Regions from separate parts of the Homo sapiens genome. Here region 1 is linked to region 2. The links are chromatin loops, found by intact Hi-C in ENCODE. Cell type or tissue: tibial artery. All regions are shown on one strand.

Region 1 (2,500 bases), 630 kb after region 2:
CTACAGAATATGTTCTTTTGTGTCTGACTTTTTTCCTCAACATTATGCTTGAGTTTTATCCATGTTGTGTGTGACTTGAGTTTATTTATTCCTGCAGTTGCCTCCTGTTCCATGCTAGGAATTTATCACAATTTATTTACCTACCTTACAGCTGATGGACATTGGGTTGTTTCTAGATTTGGCCCTTACCAGTGGTGCTGCTTTTGGTGAACGTGTGTGTACATTTCTGTTGTATATTGAACCAAGTATTATAAACATTTTTAAGATTCCACTACATACTGCTAATTGTACTGCACAAAGCTTGTACCAATTTTAGTTCCACTAGTTTATGTGACTAACCAAATATAAAATAACTCCAAACTGTATCACAGTTCTTAAACACTGTGCATTTTATGCTCACAAATGGATCATATTCTGCATATCTAAAATATAGTTTATTATTGGCAATTTGGGAAGACAGGCATTCTTGTTCACTGGGTTACATTTCCAGCATGAAACTATTCTTTGATGCTGAAATAGCTATCTTGTGAAACTACATTATTTTTATGCCAGTAGGGTTCTAGCTACAAAGTATGGTTACTTCTCTGTGATTATATCATATCATGTAGACTAAACTAAAAGTGTATGTCTCTAGATTTTTTAGAAGAAGAAATATTAATGATGTTGTTTTTCAGATATGAATGGAAATTTCCTCTCCTCTAAATACTTCCACTGTGTAACACTGAGCTGCTTAATTCCATGGGGGGAAAGGGTGGCATTTACCTGTTAAGACACTCTGAATAAGATCTTCTGTTTTGGCAGGTGCCTTTACAGAACCTGTAATATAAAAGATAAAATAAATAGCCTCTTCAACTTTTTAAATTTTATTCTTCCTGTAAACAAACAAACATATTTGGGCCTTGAATCTAAATCTCTTTTCAGAGAAATGACAAATTGTGTGAGAAAATTCTTTATAAAAATTATTCTTAAAAAGTCTTCATTTGCAGCTTTGAGACAAACCTAATTAAATGTAACATTAGGCCAGGTGCAGTGGCTCATTCCTGTAATCCCGGCACTTTGGGAGGCCGAGGCAGGCGGATCACTTGAGGTCAGGAGTTCAAGACCAGCCTGGCAATATGGTGAAACCCTGTCTCTACTAAAAATACAAAAATTAGCGGAGCATGGTGGCGGGTACTTGTAATCCCAGCTACCTGGTTGGCTGAAGCAGAAGAATCACTTGAAGCCAGGAGGTGGAGTTTGCAGTGGACTGAGATCATGCCACTGCACTCCACCCTATGTGACAGATTGAGTGAAAGTCTGTCTCCAAAAAAAAAAAAAAAAAAAAAATGTGATATTATATGCCCCATTTATAACGAGAGAAAAGAGAAAAGACATCCACTTGGAACAAATTCAGTTTAGGCAATGCTATCGCCATCTTCTGGCTAAATCAGGAATGACAAGTGACCTTTTAAAAGTCAAACGCTGGGAGGCCAAGGTAGATGGATCAGCTGAGGTCAGGAGCTCGACACCAGCCTGACCAACATGGCGAAACCCCGTCTCTACTAAAAATATAAAATTAGCCGGGTGTGATGGTGCACGCCTGTAATCCCAGCTACTTGGGAGGCTGAGGCAGGAGAATCGCTTGAACCCAGGAGGCAGAGGTTGCAGTGAGCTGAGATCACACCATTGCACTCCAGCCTGGGCAACAAGAGCCAAACTCTGTCTCAAAATAAAATAAAGTAAAATAAAAATAAAAGTCAAATGTTGACCACTAGGCAGTAATAACTGTTACAGGAAAGATCCATTGGTGAATGTTAAAAATCAGTAAGCAAAAGTTTAAGGAAGAACAGGATATTTGCATAGTCTCAAAGTAGCTCTCCCAATATATCTAAGAGGGGAAAATAATAACTTTCAGTGGAGAAACCACCTTAACCAAGTGATCCCATATCATCAGTGATGAGACCCAGCAACATCATATATCCGTGATGTGATGCACTGAGAAAGGCGAGTATCACTTGCATGGTGCTCTTGTCAAAATGCATGCCCTCAACCTAATCATGGGGAAACATCGGACCAACCCAGACTGAGGGATGTTCAACAAAATAACTGACCAGAGTTCTTCCAAAGTACCAAGGTTATGAAAGACAGGAAAGACTGTGGGACTGCCATAGATTAAAGGAGACTAAAGAATCATGACAATAAAATACAATTTGGGATCCTGCGTTGGAATCTTGAACAGTAAAAGGACATTACTGTAGAAAGCAGGTTAGTCCAAATAAATTGTGCAGTTTAGGTCAGAGTATCATGCCAATGTTACTTTCCTGGTTTTGATGATTGCCCCATGATCCCGTGAGATGTTAACTTTAGGGGAAGAAGAGGTTATTTTTGCAATGTATTCTGTGCCATTTAAAAAATATTTTCTGTAAGTTCAATTATTCCAAAATATCAAGTTAAAAAAATTAAATGTGAAAATGCTAAATTCTCTTTTACTTTCAGGAACACATGACTATTTACTCACACA
Region 2 (2,500 bases):
AAAATGGGAAAACACATAGGGACAAACCACAAATAGTAATATGCAAAAAAGGAGTTATTGAAGACACACAAATAAAAAAACCCCTAAGGTACCAATTTTTTTCTATGAGTTGGACACACATTTAAAAATGGCCAACAGCCAGCATTAAGGATATTGGTGGGAAACAGGCACTCTCATATATGACTGGTGAAGAGTCTAAGGTGGTAGAACTTTCCTAAAAGAAAGCATAACAAACTATATCACAATATAAAATATATATACGTTTTGGCTGAATAACTCTAATTGCACCAATTGATTTCAAGGAGAGGGTTGCACAAACATACAAAATAACATTCAAGCATGTTTATAGTAGTGAAAATCCATCAACTTGGGACTCGTTACATCATGCTATAATAAATGCATACAATTCTATGTCATATATATTAAATTCTATATAGTGTTTCATACATTAGGATTAAAGTTAGTATGTAGATGTATATCCTGCTGATGTAAGTATACTTACTTGGTTAAATTTTAAAAATTTAAACTCAGTATCATTAATATGATCTCAGTCATGTTAAAAATGTGGGTATATATCTACACATGTACATTACGTACATGTGTCTATAGTATATGAATACGTGTATAATATATGTTAGTGCTGTTACTTTCTTACACTTTTCATTGTCTTGATTTTTCTATGGCATTATTGCTTTTGTAATAAAATAAACTGTCATTAACATAATTTAAAATTTTTCATTTAGAATACTTGGGGGGAAAATGAAGTGTAATCATGCCAATATTTGATACCATTAATTCACTGAACTAGGATATACTCTGAAAGAAAATATTTTCAAGGAAATCATCCTGGGAGAATAAAAGGAAACATGTTTATATAAAATCATTTGTCTCTAGATCTCTCTATTCACATATACACAGTCACACACTCATATGTACCTAGTATCCCTAGATAGGTATAGAGCACGGGGCAAACTGAAAAGGGAAACTTATGAGGACTTTAGAGTGTATAAAATTATAAAATGCTGGTTCCTTATATCTTGAGAAATTCTAAAATGCTTCTACTTTCCTCTCAATTTTCCTTGGGCCCTCTCCAAATTCTGGCATTTGAATATATAGATATGCTTTTCCTACTGCATGAATTAATTGATATGGAAATTAAATTTAAATGGAAATGTGGCAATCTTGCTCTGAAAAGTACCTGTAACATCACCCCTACACCCTTCCCCCAAAAATCAGTGGTTTTAAAATAAATTGAATTCTCAACAGCTGAAATGTCCACACATGTTATGTATGCTTCCATTATAAATGTGTGTGTTTCACTTACTTTTTTCAACTTCAGGTTTCAGCCGCTTGTTTTTTATGAGTATTTTTCTTTTGAGGTCATTGGGGGATGGCAAAGCCCTGCCTGGTTCAAGCTAGAGAGAAACAGAAAGAGCTGAATTAAGGAAGGGCTGTGCTTCTCCATTCTCCTTCCCAGTCCAGGAGGAGCCTGGGAGGCCTGGGAGTGATGCAACCCAACACCCACTAGATGGCAGGCGGCACAGCCTTCTGTTTTCACTCCCCAACCCAAATTAGCACACCCATTGAGCTTTTCCTTAGACTAGTGCTGCAAACTTGAAATCCACATAGTTTCCAGAGGTGTGCAGAGCTGCTCCAACCTCCCCAGTGGAGCAGGGGTCTGGCCTGGGATGTGCCGGGGAGGGGTTCCTGCTCCCCAGAGGGCCTTGCACCTTTTAAGTATCTGGTAAAGTGCAAGGGACAATTGTGATGGCTGGGTTCAGAATTAGCTTTCCCAAGTGAGAGGCCCCCCAGATCCCCCCAAGTGTCAGGCTGTATAGTAAGCCTGTCTGCTGAGTAGGCTGACCCAACCCTCAACACTTGAGATTGTGGTTTTGTGGTTTTGTAGGTTTGATAAGGGAATCAAGAAGGGAGTTGTTCCAATTCCTGGAATCTGAACTTGACTACAGCATCATTTGCTTAGATTTATATCTGCAAAGGAGGTGCCCCTGTATGCTATCACCTCTGGTCTACAGAACCGTCCTGTATCTAGTCTTCCATTCCCCATTCCTCCACCCATCTCTCTATATGCCCACCCACCCACCCCTCCACCCATCCATTCATTTTCAAAACTTGCTTTTATACTACTTATTATATGTAAGGCACTGTGCACTCATATGTCTGTCTTGCCTCAAATAAAACCCTTTGTTGAAATGCTGTTTCCTTCCAGCAGCGTGGTATAACTGGCCCATTCCCCAGTGATCTCTCTTGTACCAGGACACCTCCAACAAATAAAGCACCATACGCCATCTTCTTTTCTAGTTATGTGTTCACATTTGTGTCCTGCTCCCACTCCCAAGGTTGAAAGCTCTTTAGCTTTTGGAGCAGGTCTTATTCCCATTTATATTACCCATGCTTCCCCAGACACCTGTCCTGTATTCAAAGGAGAATAGGGTCTTGAGGCAGGGAATATAAGGCCTATTCATGCTGACTTCCTAGAACT

The links. Hi-C counts contacts between places; a loop is a spot of excess contacts. Peaks named below come from ENCODE experiments on the same cell type or tissue, not always from the same donor. Only the 100,000 strongest peaks of a DNase experiment are listed, where the experiment ranks them.
Region 1: a loop joins it to region 2, with 5 times the contacts of the local background. A loop is called at or near these places in 21 of 110 quality-filtered maps.

The regions. Positions count from the first base shown.
Region 1 is chr20:8,758,723-8,761,222 of GRCh38, reverse strand. PLCB1 (phospholipase C beta 1) reads right to left here. Exons shown (of 32, transcript NM_015192.4): 25 at 763-816. Among named protein-coding and RNA genes, the nearest start is that of RNU105B, 71 kb to the left of the region's middle. In tibial artery, a CTCF peak has its summit at 1,421 (motif pointing left); no DNase peak of the experiment used is centred here.
Region 2 is chr20:9,392,503-9,395,002 of GRCh38, reverse strand. It overlaps PLCB4 (phospholipase C beta 4), which reads right to left. Exons shown (of 40, transcript NM_001377142.1): 18 at 1,325-1,415. Among named protein-coding and RNA genes, the nearest start is that of LAMP5, 120 kb to the left of the region's middle. In tibial artery, a CTCF peak has its summit at 1,520 (motif pointing right); no DNase peak of the experiment used is centred here; H3K27ac peaks cover 279 bases.